2 separate regions of the Homo sapiens genome follow, and region 2 is linked to region 1. A link is an interaction called in ENCODE POLR2A ChIA-PET data of the cell type or tissue named here. Cell type or tissue: OCI-LY7. All regions are shown on one strand. Links, peaks and the distances in the headings refer to the core of each region. The heading gives the core; the rest is flanking DNA.

Region 1 (10,956 bases), core at 1,416-9,415:
ACTTGCCCGTCAAACATCTGAGTGCTGACTGCATGTCAGGAGTTTAAATAGGCCCTGGGGTAGAAATGTGAACAGTAGTCAGTTGAATAGGAATCGGAGGGCTAGACTCAAAGTCTCATGTGGGAGACAGAGGTAAGCACAGAGAGTTCCGTATTGTCAGGGTTACCCATCAGGGCACCAGGCACAGGAGTGGAGGACAGAGGAGGCCTCTTGCCTGGGGAAGCAGGGAATCCATCACCCAGCAGAGCAGAGGCAGAGGGGCAGAGAGGGTGCCAGCCAGAGGGCAGGTAAGGTGCCAATGTAAGTGCTGCCCTGTGGCAGCATGGGGTTCCAGCTACTGGGGAGACTTGAGCCCAGGAGTTTGAGGCCAGCTTGGGCAACATGGTGAGACCCTGTCTCTTCAAAAAAAAAATTAAAAAAAGTAGTCAATGTGTGTGTTGGGTGGGCGGGGAGGAGTCCAGAATGGCCTTAAAGGCCAAGCATGAAGGAACCCGGCACTCCTGGTACACATGCAGCCACTGAATGATTTGAGGAGGGGAATGGGACATTGAAGAAGGGGAAGTTTGGGGACTTGGGGACGGTGGAGTCAGGGCTTCTCCCCTCTCCAGGAGGCTGACCTCATGTTACTGGGAAAAGACGAAACCGCCTGAGACCACTCGGTATAGGGAGGGTGTGGGGGATGGGTGCTTACTCTCCCTGGGAGTGCAAACCGGCACAGCTTTTGGGTTGGAAATTTGGCATTATCTGTTAAATTTAAAAATAATATTCCTACCTTTCCCTAAGCAATTTCCAGAAGGAAATTCTTGTAAAATTTGCACAACTCTGCAAAATACACAAAGGGAAGTTTACTATAGCATTTTTTTTTAGATGGAGTCTCGCTCTGTCACCCAGGCTGGCGTGCAGTAGTACAGTCTCGCCTCACAGCAACCTCTGCCTCCCGGGTTCAAGCGATTCTCCTGCCTCAGCCTCTCTAGTAGCTGGGACTACAGGCGTGCGCGACCACGCCCAGCTAAGTTTTGTATTTTTAGTGGAGACGGGTTTTCATCATATTGGCCAGGCTGATCTCGAACTCCTGACCTCAGGTGACCCACCCACCTCGGCCTCCCAAAGTGCTGGGATTACAGGCGTGAGCCACTGCACCTGGCCTACTATAGCATTTTGTAATAGTATAAAAAAAATGTACGTTGTTAAAAGAAAACAATAAAATATTCCCCATTACCGGATTGGTTACATAAATCACATCCATAAAGCCACTGAAAAGAGTGAGGGATCCAGACTTTCCGACTCCAGTGTGCAAGCGAATCATCCAGGGAGGCTGTGAGAATGTAGACTCTGCCTCAGGGTCTGGGGAGGGCCTGAGGGGCTGCACTTCTCATAGCCTGCAGGTGCACAGCTGCTGCCACCCTGGGGCCCTGCGCCAGGTAGCCAGGACCCAGATGACCAAAAGCAAGCGGGAACATCAGAAACAGTATATCCTACATTGGTTTAAAAAAATAATAATGCAAGTTAATATACACATCACATATCCAGAAAGATATGCATTTCTGGAAGGAAGAACTTATGGTGGACTTTTCCTTCTACATTTTATATACATAATTGTAACATTTCAATTTTTATAATAATCACGAATTATCTTTGCAACCAGAAAAAAAAACTCAACATGTTAAGGTAATCGACCAATAAATTGATGCATTAAAACAAAAAAATTGTGAACCTGAGTCAAAAGTTACACTTTATTATTATTATTATTATTATTATTATTATTATTATTATTATTATTTGAGACAGAGTCTCACTCTGTCACCCAGGCTGGAGTGCAGTGGTGTGATCTCAGCTTGCTACAACCTCCATCTCCCAGGTTCAAGCAATTCTCCCACCTCAGGCTCCCCAGTAGCTGGGATTACAGGCATGCGCCACCACGCCCAGCTAATTTTTGTACTTTTAGTAGAGTTGCGGTTTCACCATGTTGGCCAGACTGGTCTCGAACCCCTAACCTCAAGTGATTCACCCACCTTGGCCTCCCAAATTGCTGGGATTACAGGCGTGAGCCAGTATGCCTGGCCACAAGTCATACTTTAAATCACATATGATATTACTTTTAATTACTTTTTTTTTGAGACAGGGTCTCACTCTGTCGCCCAGGCTGGAGTGCAGTGGCGTGATCTCAGCTTGCTACAACCTCCATCTCCCAGGTTCAAGCGATTCTCCCACCTCAGTCTCCCCAGTAGCTGGGACCACAGGCATGTGCCCCCACACCTGGTTAATTGTTGTAATTTTTTTAGAGATGGGGTTTTGCCAGTGTTGCCGAAACTGGTCTCCAACTCCTGGGCTCAAGTCATCCTCTCGTCTCAGCCTCCCAAAGTGCTGGGATTACAGGGCTATTATTTTTAAAGAGCTGTTCTAATCAGAGCCCCAAGTGGCTACTTTTTTTCCAGGCTGGGGGACGTTCTGGGATACAACAGCCTTCTGTCCACCCATCCGGATTGCAAGGTCCTGCAGGCTGCAGGGTGGCCTGCGGAAAATGCAATGCCGTTACTGTCCCTCTCTCACCCTCACCCACGCCCCACCCAAAACATGGCCATGCTTCCTGCTGCTCCCAGAACAAACACAAAACACTCCCGGATCGGCAGAGCTTTCACGCCCGGCCCTGGCCACCTCGCCAGCCGCATGTCTCACGCAGGTCTCCTCATGCCCGGCACTCTTGCTGCCCTTCAGACCCTAGTGTGTGCCACCTGCACCCCACAAACCGACCTCAGCATCATCAATGCGCTGGTTCATGTTTGCATTCCTCTCCTGTCCAGCCAGGTGGCAGAGCCTCCCATTTCCCCACTCCGAGCCCCTTTACCCAGGACTGTGGAAATAGGACTCTTTCCCATGCGACTGGGTGATGAGGCGCGACCGGGTGACGAGGCGCGACCGGGTGACGAGGCGCGACCGGGTGACGAGGCGCGAATGGGTGACGAGGCGCGATTGGGTGACGAGGCACACGCTGGGTGAAGAGGTGTGCGCTGGGTGACGAGGTGTCGTTGGGTGACGAGGCGCGAATGGGTGACGAGGCGCGATTGGGTGACGAGGCGCGACTGGGTGACGAGGTGCGAATGGGTGACGAGGCGCGATTGGGTGACGAGGCGCGACTGGGTGACAAGGCGCGACTGGGTGACGAGGCGCGATTGGGTGACGAGGAGCACGCTGGGTGAAGAGGTGTGCGCTGGGTGACGAGGTGTCATTGGGTGACGAGGCGCGAATGGGTGACGAGGCGCGATTGGGTGACAGGGCGCATGCTGGGTGACGAGGCACGTGCTGGGTGACGAGGCGCGACTGGGTGACGAGGCGCAAATGGGTGACGAGGCGCGATTGGGTGACGAGGAGCACGCTGGGTGAAGAGGTGTGCGCTGGGTGAAGAGGTGTGCGCTGGGTGACGAGGTGTCGTTGGGTGACGAGGCGCGACTGGGTGATGAGGCGCGACTGGGTGATGAGGCGCGAATGGGTGACGAGGTGCGACTGGGTGACGAGGCGCGACTGGGTGACGAGGCGCATGCTGGGTGACGAGGCGCGTGCTGGGTGATGAGGCACGACTGGGTGACGAGGTGTCGTTGGGTGACGAGGCGCGACTGGGTGACGAATGGGTGACGAGGCGTGACCAGGTGACGAGGCGCAAATGGGTGACGAGGCGCGATTGGGTGACGAGGTGCATGCTGGGTGACGAGGCGCGTGCTGGGTGACGAGGTGTCGGGTGACGAGGCGCAACTGGGTGATGAGGCGCGAATGGGTGACGAGGCGCACGCTGGGTGAAGAGGTGTGCGCTGGGTGACGAGGTGTCGTTGGGTGACGAGGCGCGACTGGGTGAGGCGCGAATGGGTGACGAGGCGCAATTGGGTGACGAGGCGCGACCGGGTGACGAGGCGCGAATGGGTGACGAGGCGCAACTGGGTGACGAGGCGCGATTGGGTGACGAGGCGCGATTGGGTGACGAGGCGCGAATGGGTGACGAGGCGCGACTGGGTGACGAGGCGCGATTGGGTGACGAGGCGCGAATGGGTGACGAGGCGCGATTGGGTGACGAGGCGCGCGCTGGGTGAAGAGGCACGACTGGGTGACAAGGTGCGCTGGCATCTGCAGGGTCACAGATGCAGGGGTCTTTCAAGTGGGGAGCAGCCAAAAATGCTCACATTAGGCCTCCCTCATGTTAGGATCTTCGGTTGAAAAATCTCCCACATAGGCCGGGCGCGGTGGCTCACGCCTGTAATCCCAGCACTTTGGGAGGCCGAGGCGGGTGGATCAAGAGGTCAGGAGATCGAGACCATCCTGGCTAACACGGTGAAACCCCGTCTCTACTAAAAATACAAAAAATTAGCCGGGTGTGGTGGCGGGCACCTGTAGTCCCAGCTACTCGGGAGGCTGAGGCGGGAGAATGGCGTGAACCCGGGAGGCGGAGCTTGCAGCGAGCCGAGATCGCGCCACCGCACTCCAGCCTGGGCGACAGAGCGAGACTCCGTCTAAAAAAAAAAGAAAAATCCCCCACAAAGTATTAGAAGTCCTGGCTTCAGAGCAAAGAAACCTCCACCCCAGGAGATCAGAACCAGCGCAGATGGCCCAGCGGCCACCGGCCAGGCCTCAGAGAACGATCACAGACAGAAAACTCACGCAGGTCAGCGGCCTCAGGGAGTTCACCACCAACCACTGAGCCGTTCTGTGCGCCAGACCCCGGCTGAGCACTCGGCGCAAGTAATCGATTTTCACTCATGGGGTTCCTGTGGAGCGGGATGGCAGCGAGGCTGCGGGCTCCTTTTCCCCAGTGAGTCGCGGAGGAGGACTGAAGGAGGGGCCTGGGTTCCGGGAGCACCAGCGGTGCAACCCCGGGGGAGGCCCTGGTCTACGGCGCGGGGAGCTCAGCCAGTGCGGCAGGCGTGAGGCTGGGCGGGAGGAGAGCTCTCCCGCTCCGCTGACTCACCTGGCGGCCTTGACACACAGAAACAGGCCCCAGCTGAAGGTGCGGCGGGCCGGCACCCTCCTCTCAGGCTGGGAGCTACGGGAATCCTGGCTCCCCCCAGGCTCCTCTCCATGAACCGAGTGGCAAAGCCTGCGGGATGAGCAGTGTGGGGAGGTGTTTGTGGAGCCCGTCACCCTTCAGCCTCTGAAAGACTCACCGTCAGACCAAGGAGCTGAGACCCCAGGAGAACGCACCCTCGCGGAGCCTGAGTCCGCAGACGTCTCAGTACAACCGCCCCCAAATGAAGACCTCAGAGGGCAGCCGACAGCTTGGGAACAGTGAGGGAAGGAGCAAGCAGCCCTCAGGCCCAGCACAGCAGCCACTCAGGGAGCACGGGGAGGGCCGGTGTAAGTTCCAAGCTGAAACGAGCATTTTTATAACAGCCCCGTGGCGTCGGCACCACCGCATCCCATTCCACAGATAGACCCAGGCTGGAGAGGTGAGCAAGGCCACGTGGCTGGAAATGGGGAGATCAGGGTTTCACCCCAAGCCTGAGAGCCCAGGGCCGCGCTGCTGACTACTCTGTGTGCATCTGGCAGCTGAACCTTCCTGTTCCCATCACCGTGAGGCCGTAAGTCTTGCTCACAACTACTTCCCACCTACCTAGCTCAGGTTCCTGGCAGGCGCCAGGATCCCCGGGAACTCCCCAGCACAGCCTGGTCTCCCAGCAGCCCGAGCAGACCGTGGTCAGCGGCTGATGGTGACCAAGCCCTGACGCTTTGTTCCAGCACAGCCAGAGTGCAGGTCGGGCTCCCACCCACAGTCTGGGGCGGGGACAGGTGGATGGGAGCAGTGCAGAGCACAGGAGGGCAGCTCCTGGAATGGTGACAGCCAGGGAAGGGAGCAGGGCTGCAGACAAAGGCCAGGCAGAACAGGGACATTGGTACAGTAGAGAAACCAGCTCTAAAATGATGCCTCACGGGCTGGGAAAGTGACTTACTCCTGACTCCTGTGTACACACAGTACCCTGAGGCGGTGAGCCGAGCCCCGGCTGCCGCCAACGCTCACTCCTGTACAGCACCCAACACACTGGGTGTTGGGGGCCCCTGTATCTCGTTTCTACACACCACAAAAAGTGCGGCTGTTGACCCAGAAGATGGAAATGTTTTCAGTGAGAAGATGCAGGGCTGTAGGTGTAGGTTGGAAGAGACGGGAGAGTGTTCAGCAGAAACTTGCGCCTGGCCCTCTGAATGGGGGGAAATGAATTTCTGTCTCCCCACACTTCCCGAACTTCTGTGCCAGAGCTTCCTTCCCCACTTCTAGACAACACCCCAGGTGCATCTCAGAGCTTTTCCAGTCACTTTTCAGCTTTAGAACAGCATCCTTTGCAGATTTTTAAAATAAATTCCAGCTAGACTGAAATCAAAATTTCATCTTTCCACCAGTTCAGACCTCACCTCAGTTCAGAAATCTGCTAGGAGGAGTGGGGCCTTTTCCTCACTTCCCTAACTTAGCGCATCCTCACATTATTGGGGGCTGGAGGTGCAGGGGGCACGATGTCATCCTCCCCTCTGACAGTTCCCCCACGCAGGACACTCTCCCGATGCCTCCTGTCCCCTGGGAATGGGTGAGAAAGCCATGCTTACGCCCTTGCCACCCTCTGCCTCTTCTTCTCTGACAGGGAAGGGTCTCAGGACCTCCCCAGCCTCTCTTGGCAGATCCTGCAGCTCCTGGACGGAAAAGAGGGGGAGCTCATCACCTACAAACCTCACCAGAGCTCCCAGGAAACAGAAAAAGCCCACATTCTTCCTGGTCACTCCACAGCACCCCCCCTTTCCTTCTGGGTCCCTTCCCTGCTCCAAACACCCCCAGCTCCCTGGAGACTCAGCCTGGACCACCGCAGACCATAGATGGGCAGACACCAGGGCCCGCCTTCAGGCGGAATTGTGCCCATCTGTGCTTCAGAGCCTTTCCCTGCACAATGAAGACGTGGTCTGCACCTCACATGGTGGCTGCCGTGAGGATGAAGGACGAGGCTTGGGAAGCCATCTGCACAGCTTCTGTCCACTGCAGGTGGGATACATGCTCTTGCTGCCCAGCTTGGCTTTCCTTCTGCCCGATGCCCATCCTCCACTCCAGCCAGGCAAGCTCACTGTGCCATGTGCCAGGCTCATTCAGAAGCCCTCACCTCCTCCCGCATTGTCCATGGGAAGTCCCACATCCTCTCAGGCATCAGAAATGCCCCTCTGAGTCAGGGTCCCCCCATCCCCCGCCTTTTCCAGGACACGCCCCTCCCCCTCCTCCTCCTCCAAGACAGGGAGCCCAGGGCACCAGGACACTTGTGCTGCAGGAGTTAGCGAGGCAATTCGGAGAAAAACGAGACAGATAAAAGTTGGAAAGGAGAAGGTTGGGACAGGGAAAGCTGATTGTCCCCAATATCTGTTCTTTTCATGTTCTCTAATAACAGAGGCCCAGATTTTTGGATGAGCACACACTCTTCATACATGTTAGAAGATGTAATGATCCCATTGACAAAAACAGAGTGATAAGACACTTAAGAATAAATTCTGCAAGAAACGTATGCACAACCTATATGAAGAGAACACAGACTGTCTGAATGAATGGAAGGTATATACTGTCCTTAGAGAGGAAGATTTAACATCATAAATATTCTATTCATCTTTCCACCAGTTCAGACCTCATCTCAGTTTAGTCTACAAATTAAACACAACCCCGGTTAAAATACCAACAGCATTTTTCATGGATGATCGTTAATTCTAAAGTTCGCTTTTTAAGTTGGGTGCAATGGCTGTCACTGGTAATCACTGTACTTTGGGAGGCTGAGGCAGGAGGACCATTTGCACTTAGGAGTTTGAAACCAGCCTGGGCAACATAGCAAGAACTCCTCTATACTAAAAAAATAAAATAAAATAAATTAGCCAGGCATGGTGGCATGCACCTGTAGTCCCAGCTACTTGGGAAGTTGAGAAGGGAGCATCACTCGAGCCCAGAAGGGCGAGGCTGCAGTGAGCTATGATCATGCCATGGCACTCCAGCCTGGGCAACAGAGCAAGGCCCTGTCTCCAAAAAATATATAAAAATAAAGATAAAGTTTTTTTTAAAACAAAAGCACTAAAGAAAACAATTACGAAAATGAAGAGTAACAAGGAATGAGAAGACTGATATTAAACTACGTTATAGAGCCATAATAGTTAAAGCAGTAGAGCACCGAGGCATACACATGCTGGAAGATTAGGAAAAAGAGAGCCCAGAGATAGGCTCAAATACATTTTAAAAACTGCTGTATTATCAAGATGGTGTTTCAAATTGGTGGAGAAAAGGTAGATTTTTCATTAAAATGTACTGGCATTGGCATTTTCTGGGGAAAAAATAGGTTGGTCTTACCTTGTTTTATACATCAAAATAAAAAATACATTGGTCAAAGATTAAGTATTTTAGGAGCCAGGTATGGTGGCTCGTGACTGTAATCTCAGATACTCAGGAGGCTGAGGCGGGAAGATCACTTGAGGCCAGGAGTTTGAGACCAGTCTAGGCAACATAGCATCCCTTAAAAAACAAAAATAAAAATAGCTGGGCAGGATGGCTGAAGTGGGAGGATCACTGGAGCCCAGGAGTTTGAGGCCATGGTAAGCTATGATCCTGCCTGTGAAGAGCCACTGCATTCCAGCCTGGGCAACATCGAGAGAACTTCATCTCTAAAAGGAAGGGGGGGAATCTTTAAAAAAAAATCCTTGAGTGGGGAAGAGCTTTCAAAGTATAATACAAAACTTTAGAAGTCATAAAGACTGATAATTTTAACAATGCAAAAGAAATTTTAATCGTCCATGGCAAAAAAATAAAAATGAAACTAGTCAACTAGAGAAAAATACATATTTGCAACATGTCATGAACAAGAGCCAATTTCCTTAATATGTAAAGAGCTTCTGTAAGAAAAGACTGTCATAAACCATAGAAAAATGGGCAAAGGATATGAATCGCAATTTTGCAGAAATGAAATGGAAATGGCTCATAAGCATATGAAGGATGGTCAGCTCCACTTTTACTGAGGAACATGCAAATTCAACTTAATGAGATTTTTTTCTTCCATCAAATTGGCAAAGATAAGTTTCATAACTTTCATTCATTGATGCAACTTCCATGGATGGTCCTTAAGCAATATTTATCAAATTTACAAAATACACACCATCAATTTCAGAATTCACACACTTCTAAGAATATATCCCTTAAACTGTACTCTCACATGAAATGCTGTGTGTGGAAAGCTATTCATTGTAGCATCATTTTTAGTATGAATGTGTGGGAATAAAAACTATCAGCAGGGGCTGTGTCACTAAATGATGGACGGCCTCTCCATCACTGACTTTGCAGCCAATAAAAAATAACAAAGCATCCATTCATTCATGTCTATTTACCGAGTGCCACTAACCCTGGGGACAAATCCACAGACCAGAAGTCATGCCCTGGTGAGAAGGAGACAACAAACACATAAGTCAAATGGGGAGGGAAGTGCCAAGGAAATAGGATGACAGGAAACAGGATTTTGAGGCTGCTGCAGCCTCAAACAGGGTTGTCAGGATGGACTCGCTGAGACTTTTGAGCAAAGGCTGGGATCAGAAAGGACCAGGAGCCTGTGCCTGCGCTGGAGCGGGGGGAAGCGGCGGGAAGCGGCGGGAGAGAGGGGAGACAGGGTCAGGAGATGAGGTGAGGGCAGATCCAGCAGGACCTCCAGCGTTCCTGGAGAGTGAGCTGGCACGCAGCCACGTGGTCCTATTTTCATATTTTAAAAGCATGCCTTTGGCTGCTATGTGGAGAGCAGACTGAAGGGTTGAGGGGATGAAAGTGGAGAGACCAGACAGAGGCCTTTGCAATAATCCAGGCAGCTATGATGGTGGCAGGGAAGGTCCATTGGTCCCTCCCTCTGCTGCAGGATGGTCTACAAGATACATTGTTAAATGAAAAAAGCAAGATGTGGAACAGTGTTTTGTAAACTAGCACTCATGAGACACAGCACACACACCTATTTATGCTTCATTGAGTATAGAATCTATTGGGAAGATCACTTCAGAATGATATATTGCTGCTTCATGGAAGGAGAACTGGGTGGCTTGTGGACAGGCACAGCACAGAAATTGACCTTTTCATTTATATCTTTTTGTACCTTTTGAATTTTGGACCCTGTACATAGAGTATATTGCTTATTAAAAATTAAATTACTTATTTTTTTAAAGTACCTTAAATATTTGAGAGAGGAAAATATTTGCACATAGGAGATACAGAGGATTATTCAAAATTTTTTATTTGTAAAGAATTCCTTGCCGGGTGTGGTGGCTCACACCTGTAATCCCAATACTTTAGGATTTGAGCTTAGGAGTTTGAGACCTGCCTGGACAACACAGGGAGACCCTGTCTCTACTTTAAATTTATATTAAATAAATTTTATATTTAAAAAAATTCGTAAAACCTATAAGGAAAATGGACAAAGGCCATAAACAGAGGAGGAAATACAAATGGCCAGTGAACAAAGACACCCACTCTCATCAGGAACTAAATGACAAGATGCCATTTTGAGCTGACAAGTTGACAAAAATTAAATCATTTTAAAGTCAAGGACGGGCCGGGCGCGGTGGCTTGCCTGTAATCCCAGCACTTTGGTCCGCCATTGCACTCCGGCCTGGGCAACAGAGTGAGACTCGGTCTCAAGAAAAAAAAAAGAAAAAAAATTAAATTAAATTAAATTAAGTCAAGGGTGGGAACTCTGTGGAAATGAAGCTTCTGAAGCTGTCCGGGAAGAGAAGCGGCCCCTGGTCAGGCCGAGAACCCCACAGCAGCAGCCCCGTCTTCCCCCAGCTCACTGCTAGGCGAGGCTGCTCCTGCGCCTCCGGGCTTCCCAAAAATCCAGACGCAAACTGCGCGGCCTCTGCGTTCGCTTCCCGGTTCAAGTTACCCAGTAAAGAGGAACCTCAAACGCTCTGCCCTCGGGGCCCAGCGTCCAAACCCAGCCTGGG
Region 2 (10,956 bases), core at 1,464-9,463, 100 kb before region 1:
GTGGCTCACACCTGTAACCCCAGCACCTTGGGAGGCCAAGGCGGGTGGATCATCTGAGGTCAGGAGTTTGAGACCAGCCTGGCCAACATGATGAAACCCTGTCTCTACTAAAAAATACAAAAAAAAAAAATATTAGCAGGGCATGGTGGCGGTGCACCTGCAATCCCAGCTACTCGAGATGCTGAGGCAGGAGAATCTCTTCAACGCAGGAGGCGGAGGTTGCAATGAACCAAGATCACACCATCGCACTCTAGCCTGGGCAACAAGAGTGAGACTCCATCTCAAAAAAAAAAAAAAAAGTGTTAATAAAATATTAATTTATATGAACTAGTCAATTAGCCCCATTTAATACCATTTGAAAAAAAAAAAAAGCCCAATGGAGACTTTTCTTTCCGTAACTTGATCCAATGTTTTTCAAAATCATGTGGAAATGTGAAGAATCAGACCATCACCACTGACAACTCTGAAAAATAAAGTCAACTGGAAACTACTAACACAACCAAATATTAAAACATTATCAAAAGCTTCAATTCATTTAAAGAATGTGCCAGCACCAAAAATTGACAGATACATTAAACATTTTCCACTATATAAAAATTTAACATACAAATGGAATCACAAATCAATGTAGGTGGGAAATAATTATTCAATAGATATACCCCATATCAAAATAAAAGGCAGTTGAAGAAAAGACTTCTTTAAGATATCATTAAATTCTGTATTTTTAATTTTGCTTTTTTTTTTTTTTTTCTGAGACAGGATCTCACTCTGTTGCTCAGGCAGGAGTACAGTGGCACAATATTGGCTCATTGCAACCTCCGCCTCCCAGATTCAAGCGATTCTCCCATCTCAGCCTGCCGAGTAACTGGGAATACAGGTAGGCAACACCATGCCTGGCTAATTCTTGTATTTTTTGGCAAAGATGGGGTTTTACCATGTTGGCCAGGCTGGTCTCGAACTCCTGACCTCAAGTGATCTGCCCACTTGAGCCTCCCAAACTGCTGGGATTACAGGCATGGGCCACTGCAACCAGCCTAATTTTGCTTTTTTAATTGACAAATAGAAGTTATACATATTTACTGTGTACAAAATGTTTTAAAATAAGATACATTGTGGAATGGCTCAATCAAGCTAATTAGCATACTCATTACCTCAAATATTTATAATTTTTTGTGATGAGAACACTTAAAATCTACTTAGTGATTTTCAAAATATAATACATTGTTATTTATTATAGTCTTCATGTTATACAATAGATTTTGAACTTATTCCTCCTACCTAACTGAAATTTTGTACCCTTTGACCAACATCTCTCCAAGCCCCCACCCCTAGTCCCTGGCAACCATCATTCTACTCACTGTTTCCAAAAGTTCAACATTTTTAAATTTCACATCTAAGTGAGATCATGAAGTATTTGTCTTTCTGTGTCTGGCTTATTTTACTTAACATAATTAATGTCTTCCAGGTTCATCCATCTTGCTGCAAAGGACAAGATTCTTTCTTTTTTACAGCTGAATAGTATTCCCTTGTGTATATACACTACATTTTCTTGATCCACTCATCTGCTGGCAGACACTTAGGTTGATTCAACAACTTCACTATTGTGAACAGTGCTGTCATGAACATGGGAGGGCAGGTATCTCTTCAACACATTGATTTCATTTCTTTTGGATATATACCCAGCAGAAGTACTGCTGGGTCATATGGCAGCTCTATTTTTAATTTTTTGAGGAATCCCCACACTGTTTTTTATAACGGCCATACTAATTTGCATTCCCACCAACAATGTACAAGGGTTCCCTTCTCGCCACATCTTCATCAACCCTTGTTATCTTTTGTGTTTTTGATTACAGCCACCCTAACAGATGTGAGGTGATAGGTCATGGTGGTTTTGACTTATATGTCCCTGATGATTAGTGATGTTGAACACATTTTCATATACCTATTGGCCATCTGTATGTCTTCTTTTGAGAAATATCTATTCTAGTCCTTTGCTTTTTTTTTTTTTTTTTTTTGGACAGAGTTTCACTCTTGTTGTTCAGACTGGAGTGCAATGGCGCGATCTTGGCTCATTGCAACCTCCACCTCCCAGGTTCAAGTGATTCTCCTGCCTCAGCCTCCCAAGTGGCTGGGACTACAGGCTCACACCACCACACCTGGCTAATTTTGTATTTTTAGTAGAGACGGGGTTTCACCATGTTGGTCAGGCTGGTCTCGAACTCCTGACCACAGGTGATCCACCTGTGTCAGCCTCCTAAAGTGCTGGGATTACAGGTGTGAGCCACTGTGCCCAGCCGCCCATTTTTTAATCAGGTTAATTGTTTAATTTCAATTGAATTTCTATCAGATCTGGGGAATGCCAGACCGACAAAAAAGGATGGGTCAACAGGAGATCTCGTTACAGTCAAAGACTGTGTGCTAGAAATAAAGGTTTGCCACAGCTTGTTGTGGAACATGGAAAAAAAAATTGAAGACTCTCAAATGAAACCATTCTGAGTGATGATGAAGTCTAGAGAATATCCCTTGTGTGTATTTCTGAAGAAGTACTGGTGGCCATATGACTGAGAACAACTTTGGACCAGGATAGTGGACATTCCCTGCACATCATCATGTAGGAATGACAAACGGAGAATGAAGAAGACTACTAGCTGTGTGCCAAAGCTCTCCCAATACACAAGGGAGAGAAACAGAAGACAGTACTGACAGCAACCAAAAGGACCAAAGGGCATCAAAGATTCCCTGCCACTGGAAGCCACGTACCTGTTGGGAACACTGGCTAGACAAGAAAATGTCAACAGCATCGCTACCTTCTCCCAAAATTATCTGGAGTGTAGAAGATGGGCCAAAGAGGAAAACCAGCTCTTGGAGAAGAAATGTAAATGGAGAGGTCTTCTAAGAAGTTGAGAATAAGGGGAAATTGTTTACAATGGAATGAAGTCTGAGTAAGGCTACAAGAGCAATGGAGAGAAGACAGAAACACAGTGAATCATGAGGTTAAAGTCAGAGAGATTCGATGACCAAGGGAATTAATATTTAGGACAGAGGCTGATTTAAATTCATTCACATTTTATTCATTCAAATAAAAACAATTTTTACTGTGGGCTTGCTATATACCAGGCACTCTTCTAGGAACTGGGACATAGCAGTGAACAAAGTTATAGCCCTCATGGAGCTTACAGTACACTGCGAGAAAAAGACAATAAATAAATATAAAGTGTGTCGTATGATAATTATGCAACGTTAGAGGAACAGGAAGTGCCAGCAGGGGTGGGGGCATGTCTCACTAATAAGGTGACATCTGAGGAAAGAGTTGTGGGACAAGAAGGGCCAAGACATGCAGAAATCTAGAGGAACGGGGGAGGATTTGAGGCAGAGAGAACAGTAGTGCCAAGGGTCGGAGGCAATAATGGCTCTGGTGTGCTCAAACAATGAGTGGGCAGAAGTAAGAGACAAGGTCAGAAAATAATGGGAGCCCACTATTCGGGTCACGCAAGACTCAGGTACTGTGTGTCGGTTTTTACCCTGAGTGAGACAGAATTCCACTGTAGGATTCTGAGTAGAGGGTGATAGGATCTGACACAGTGCAAAAGGCTCACTATAAGTGCTATGCAGAAAATAAACTGGAGGCCGGGCGCGGTGGCTCACTCCTGTAATCCCAGCACTTTGGGAGGCCGAGGCGGGTGGATCACGAGGTCAGGAGATCGAGACCATCCTGACTAACATGGTGAAACCCCGTCTCTACTAAAAATACAAAAAAAAAAAATTAGCCGGGCGTCGTGGCGGGCGTCTGTAGTCCTAGCTACTCGGGGGGCTGAGGCAGGAGAATGGCGTGAACCTGGGAGGCAGAGGTTGCAATGAGCCGAGATCGTGCCACTGCACTCCAGCCTGGGCGACTGAGCAAGACTCGGTCTCAAAAAAAAAAAAAAAAAAAAGAAAAAGAAAAGAAACTGGAAAAGGGCCAGGACAGAGGCAAGGAGAGCAGGCAACAAAGAACTGCAGGAAGCCGAGAGCAGCCACTCGGACCTGTGCAAGGAGGTGCTCAGAAGACATGGAATTCTGGGCACGTTTTGAAAGCAGACATGATAAGATTTGCTAGAATAAATATAAGGTTCTTTGCCTGAGAAACTGGAAAGACAGAGTTGCCATTTCAGGACTCAGGAAAGATTAGAAGAGGAGTAGTTTTGAGGGAGAAATAAGTATAGCTTAACACTGTTGAATCTGACATACATATAATTCACTCAGGTCAAGAGGCTGGATGGGCAGTTGGATAAAAATCTGTACCATTCAGAAGAAAGGGCCAGGCCATAAATTTTTTAAAACCTTAGAATCATCTGCAGATGATATTTAAAGTCCTGAGACTAGACGAGATTTCCATCCCAGGGAGTAAGTATAGCCAGAGAAGAGAAGTCTGAGAATAGAGACCTAGAGCTCTCAAATATTTAGAAATCAGCTTGGCAGAAGGATTCACAAAAGCTGACTGAGAAGCAGCAGTCAGCAAGGGAGGAGGCAAACCAAGAGACTAGATGTCTTGAAAGCCACATGAAGAAAGTTTATTTAGGAAAATGGAATCATCGACAGTGTCAAACACTGCTGACAGGCCAAGAAAGATGAGGACTGGGAATTAACAGCTGGATTTAGCACCATGGAGGTCACTGGTGACCTTGACAAGAGTTATCTTGATGGAGTAGTGGAGGTAAAACCCTGAGGCAGATTAAGAAAGAAGAATAGTTGGAAACAGAAATGCAAGTACACAGAACTTTCCAGGAGTTTGATTATAAAGAGGAGCAAAGAAAATGTGAAGGGATTGTGACGTGTTTTTTTAAAAAATGAAAAGCATTACAAATGATTATATGAATAATCCAGTAGAGAGAAAAATTATTGATGCAAGAGAAAAAAGAAGCAATTGCTGAAGTTATGTGCTCAAGTTGTGGGAGTGATATAAAATGTATCCATAAATAAAAAGGAGGAGAACAAGGAGGAGACAGAATATTTCAGTTCAGTTGCAGGTAGTTACGTGTGGTGAAAGCAGAAAGACATGACTACATTTTTTGATGGCATCTATTTCCTCAGTGCAACAGAAGCAAGTTCATCAAATCAGATACATACGGAGAGTGAGGGAAGAAGTGCTGCAGGGTAATAAGGAATCAGAGAGACCGATGGGGTTGAGGAGTAATTATTTAATTATTTAGGTGCCCCAACCCAGTCAGATTAACATCTAAAGGACTGAGGCCCGAACAAAGAGTCAAGCTACCTTTTAAGCATTTTGTGGGGCGGGGGGAGATTTGTACAGGGGGAAGCGTATTATAGAAGTGAGAAACAAAGACAGTTATTTAATTAAGATGTGCGTTATATTATTTTTTACTTTTTAAGGAATAACACGTTTTAAGACTTGAGATTATCTGTTGAGTGACCTTGCAGCTGCGCAGCTAGAGAAACAGTGTCTGTACAATGCCTGGGAAAGGGAGAGATAAGGCTCACTAGCCTCAGAAAGAAAAACAGGCAGTTAATTTTAAAGAACTCCAGCCCTTTCTCTTCCTCAAGGGGAACTGGGTTTTTGACATACAACTGAGTTTTTGCTTACACAGTTTTTAATTTCTTTTAATTCCTATTCCAGAAGGAGTATGTAAATCATATGGGAGAACAAATGGAGCAAATATAATAGAAATAAGAGTCAAGGTAAGATTAAATGGCCTTTAAAGTTCCAGGCAAGTCCAAGCTAAAACCCTCAGCAGTGCTGGCAGCCTGGTGGTGCTGTAAAACATGAGAGCCAGATTCCTAGATGCTGAGGCAGATGCAGGTAGAGTCCCCAAGAAATACTAGAAGCTTGATGATTCTAACAGATATCCTAGCTCTCTCCTCCCCTTTCCAGCCAAGCGCTTCAAAATAATAGCCTGTGCTTGCAGACTTCTACCTTTCACCACTCACTCCTTCCAGCCACTCATCAAACTTCACACTCATCGACCAACTCAAAGTGGTCAGTAAACCTAACAGGAAAATTACACTTCATGATTTTTGCTGAGCTCTATGCAGCAACTTCTGTCAGCAGTCTTCCTCCCTCTCTGTTGTTCTCCCAGTCTCCCTCACAAGCTTCCCTTTTCCTGCCAGCCTTTAAACAATCTTCTCTGTAATTTCTGGGATGAGCACCCATCTATTCTTACTCCACAAGCTCTTCATAGGTAACATCAAATACTCCCAGGATTTCAACATCAATCCCAAGGAAGCCCCTGACCACAGTGTGAGAAGCACTGGTTTAGGGTATTAGCAAGAGTGAGTGAAGTGACTGGCCATGATACCAAAGTAGATTAGGAGAAAACTGAAACTAAGGGTAGGCTGATGGACAGGAGAAACAAAGACTTCAATCACCTAATGTTCACGGTACAGAAGTAGCTGCAACGAAAGCACTTGACCAAGGAAGCTGCAAGAATAGAATGTTTTGATCAAAGGATGTTTCTGAATTTTTTAAAAATTATGTTTAAAGGTGAAACACAATCATTTCATAAAATCCAGGGAAGGCTGGGTGCAGTGGCTCCCGTCTGTAATTCCAGTACTTTGGGAGGCTAACGCAGTTGGATCACTTGAGGTCAGGAGTTCAACACCAGCCTGGCCAACATGACGAAACCCGGAAACACAAAAATTAGCCAGGTGTGGTGGCACACGCCTGTAATCCCAGCTACTCAGGAGGCTGAGGCACGAGAATAGCTTGAACCTGGGAGATGGAGGTTGTCATGAGCCAAGATGGGGCCACTGCACTCCAGCCTGGGCAACAGAGCAAGACCCTGTCTCAAAAAAAAAAAAAAAAGAAAGAAAAGATTCAGGGATTTAGTGCACAAGTGGTAGATGAGAAAGCATGAAAATGGAGAAAAGGAAAACAAGTAACCAAAATGCATTGGATAAGACTAATGGAAAATAATACATTTAAGAGTACAAGTAAGGCTAATAATTTAAAAACAAATGTAAGTATTATTATTGAAATAAAAGTCATACATTAGGGCCAGGCATGGTGGCTCACACCGGTAATCCCAGTACTTTTGGGAGGCCGAGGTGGGTGGATCACCTGAGGTCAAAAGTTCAAGACCAGCCTGGCCAACATGGAGAAACCCCGTCTCTACAAAAAATACAAAAATTAGCCAGGATGGTGGTACACGCCTGTAATACTAGCTACTCAGGAGGGTGAGGCAGGAGAATCGCTTGAACCCGGGAGAAGCAGGTTGCAGTGACCCAAGATCACGCCACTGCACTCCAGCCTGGGTGACAGAACAAGACTCCGTCTCACACAAAAAAAAGCTACACACTATGAAAATAAGAATACAACTATAACAGACCAAAACAAAAATCACAGAACTCATTAGACTGTGTTTCTAGTTTCAAAAGTAGGACGAGGAGTAGGTTCTACTCTAAAGTTGTAAGTCTCTTCCAGAGACAGAGTCAGAGGGATGAGTGAAATAAAAGAAAGCTATAATGATGCCTATTCTCCCTTTGTCCAGGATGAAAGGAAATTCCTAACCAAAAAAAAGAAAAAAACAGTCCAGCTTCTCATCACTAAAAGTGAAGTACACCTGAATGAAAAAAAAAAAAAAAAAGATGGGCTCTATTCTGGCATCTTGTGATACTGTGAACAAATTGAGCTTTGCTCCTGGTCAGGGAAGGAACAGCCATGCCCTATTTCAGAGCTCACAGCAAAATACCCACTGGGATGCATGTCCTACTGTGCTAGCTAGCCCAGAAAGAAGGCAACGCAGCCCTGGAAGAAGGAGGCAGCATGGCTTTAGTCCTGATGCTGCTGATCAAGAATGGCTAGGCACTTGAGAGGTGACACAGTCATAAGTAACTGAATAGTACCTTTAATATACATTGTTAAAAACTAATATTCTTAAATTTGAGGAATCACACCTGAATCTAAATTCAGACTGGTGCGTTATAATCAAATTGTACCACCCAGCCTTTCATTTAAGGCCTATCGGCTTCAACTAATTTCAAGTGAAGAATAAGTATCATAAAAGAGTGATGAGTACAAAGTGGGTTCAAGGACTGCTATCACCAACACATTTCTAACAAAACCCATGATGGATATACCAATTGCCCTGATTATTTGAATGTATCAAATTATCATGTGTACCCCAAGAATATATACATCTAATATGTATCAATAAAAAATTAAAAATAACAAAATCCTGAGAGAGAAAGCAAGTGAACTATTTTTAAACCAATAATCTTATATTCCATAGCAGAGAGGTCACAGATAATGCAGCCTGGGCAATGGAGCAAGATTCCGTCTCCAAATAAATAAATAATAAGCTACCCACTAAAATAATTAAAATTAAAAATACACTTCTTTGAAATTACCCTAACAACAAGAAAAATAAAATAGAAAAATCCAGACTATGTAGTAAAAGACAGGAAGACAAAAATAGTTATGAAGATAATAATGTAATAAAGATGAGACATATTTAAATCAATAATAGTAAACGGGAAAAACTATTAAAAGAAAACACTGATAGAATGATACATATCTTAAAACAAAGTGACTCAGAAGGGTTGAAAATCACAAAATAAACAGAGACATACCAGACTGATGGTAACAAAAAAGAAAGATGGGTTGAAATTTTTTTTTTTAAGAGACAGGGTTTTGCTCTGTCACCTAGGCTGAAGCGCAGTGGCACAATCACAGTTTACTGCAGCCTTGAACTCCTGGGCTCAAGTGATCCCCCACTTCCATTCGCCATGTAGCTGAGATTACAGGTGTGAACGACTGTGCCCAATTCAATTTATTCTTCTCTCAGACAAGGCTGAATTTAAGGCAAAAGTGTGAAGTAAGACAAAGTAGGGCACTTAAGGAAGAATGGTGTAAACCACAATGGGAAAAGAACTGTCATGAATCTTCATGTACCAAAAAGCACAGTACCAAAATACCTCAGAAAAAAAAAAACAAAACAGGAACAGTGGCTCACACCTATAATCCTAGCTACTCAAGAGGCTGAGGCAGGAAGATCACTTGAGACCAAAAGTGATCACTTAACGACACCCTGGGCAACCTAGAGAGACCCCATCTCTGCAAAAATAATTTACAATTTTTTAAAAATTAGCCGGCATGAACATGTAGTGCCAGCTACTCAGGAGGCTTAGGCAGGAGGATGTCACTCAAGCTCAGGAGTTCAAGGCTGCAGTGCACAGCTATTGCTCATGCCACTGCACTCCAGCCTGGATGACAGATAGAAACCCTGTCTTTTAAAAAAACAAACAAACAACAACAACAAAAACAAAGATGCCAAATATGCAAAGATAAATCATGCCATAATCATGCCACTACACTCCAGCCTGGCAACAGAGTGAGACCCTGTCTCATTAATTAATTTAATGTAAATAAATACATAAATGTAAAACACTATTTATATTAGCATTCCACCAAAGCAAAATACTTAACTATAAATCTATCAAAATATGTACAGAATCTGTATAAGAAAGCTATAAAACTCTGAAAGAAATCAAAGAACTTAATTAGTGGAGAGAGATTGCATGTTCATGTATAGGAAGACTCAATATTGTCAAGATGTCGGTTCTTCCCAACTTCATCTATACATTCAGTGCGATTACAATTACAATCCCAGCAAGTTATTTTGTAGATATCAACAAACTGATTCTAAATTTTACATGGAGAAGCAAAAGATCCAGAATAGTCAACACAATATTGAAGGAAAAAAACAAAGTCATCTATTACATAGTAGGGTGGCTATAGCTAATAACAATGTATTGTATAGTTCAAGACAGCTAGAAACGAGTATCTTGAAAGTTATCACCACAAAGAAATGATAAGAGTTTGAGGTAATGGACATGCTAACTGCCCCTTTTTGATCATTACACAATGTACACATACATGCACTGAAACATCACACTATACCCCATAAACATACAATTATGCATATAAACAAAATTAATTTTAAAAAGAAGAAAGAGGACTGACACTACCCAGTTTCAAAACATTATAAGGCTACAATAATTAAGACAGCATGACATTGATGGAAAAACACAGACAAATATAAATATAGATCCACAGAAAAGACAGCCCAGAAATATACCCACATAAATACGATCAACTGATCTTTGACAAAAAGAGCAAAGGCTATATAATGAAGAAAGGATCACCTTTTCAACAAATGGTGCTGAAACAACTGGACATCCACATGCATAAAAATGAATCTAGACATAGACCTTATACACTTCACAACAATTAACTCAAAATGGATGATGATTACAAACCTAAATGCAAAACACAAAACTGTGAGACTCCTAGAAGATAACAAAGGAGAAAATCTAGATGGCCTTGGGTTTGGGGATTGCTTTTTAGATACAGCACCAAAGGCATGATCCATGAAAGAAAGAATTGATAAGCTAGACTTTACTAAAACTTAAAACTTGTGCTCTGCAACAGACACTGTCAAGGGAATGAAAAGAGAATCACAGGCTGGGAGAAAATATTTGCAAAAGACTCCTCTGATAAAGGACTACTATGCAAAACATATAAAGAGCTCTGAAAGTTCAACCACAAGAAAACAAACAGTCCTATTGAAAAATGGCCAAAGACCTCATGAGTGAAGATACGCAGATAGCAAATAAGCACACAAAAAGATGCTCCACATCAACACAAAGTAAAACAACAAGATACCTGTGATGACACACCTATTAGAATGACTAAAATCCAGAATACGAACACCACCAAATGCTGGTGAGGATGTGGGGCAACAAGAACTCTCATTAATTGCTAGTGGGAATACAAAATGGCACAGCCACTTTGGAAGATAACTTGGCAGTTTCTTACAAAACTAAAAACACTCTTACCATATGATTCAGCAATCCCGTTAGATTTGGTATTTACCCAAAAAAGTTGAAAACTATCCACACAAGAACTTGCACAGGAATGTTTATAGCAGCTCTTTTCATAATTGCCAAAACTTGGAAGGA

The links. Peaks named below come from ENCODE experiments on the same cell type or tissue, not always from the same donor. Only the 100,000 strongest peaks of a DNase experiment are listed, where the experiment ranks them.
Region 2: POLR2A ChIA-PET joins it to region 1 with 10 read pairs; 4 of 35 experiments call an interaction of 5 or more read pairs at or near these places.

Annotation. Positions count from the first base shown.
Region 1 is chr7:156,937,969-156,948,924 of GRCh38, forward strand. It overlaps LOC105375605 (a long non-coding RNA gene), which reads left to right and starts at 4,589. Exons shown (of 4, transcript XR_001745007.1): 1 at 4,589-4,648; 2 at 4,760-4,990; 3 at 5,142-5,337; 4 at 6,612-7,816. It also overlaps LOC105375604. RefSeq lists enhancers at 3,455-4,220, 10,896-10,956. In OCI-LY7, for the core only: no CTCF peak of the experiment used is centred there; no DNase peak of the experiment used is centred there.
Region 2 is chr7:156,837,053-156,848,008 of GRCh38, forward strand. All of the region lies in intron 1 of LMBR1 (limb development membrane protein 1), which reads right to left. Among named protein-coding and RNA genes, the nearest start is that of LMBR1, 51 kb to the right of the region's middle. In OCI-LY7, for the core only: no CTCF peak of the experiment used is centred there; no DNase peak of the experiment used is centred there.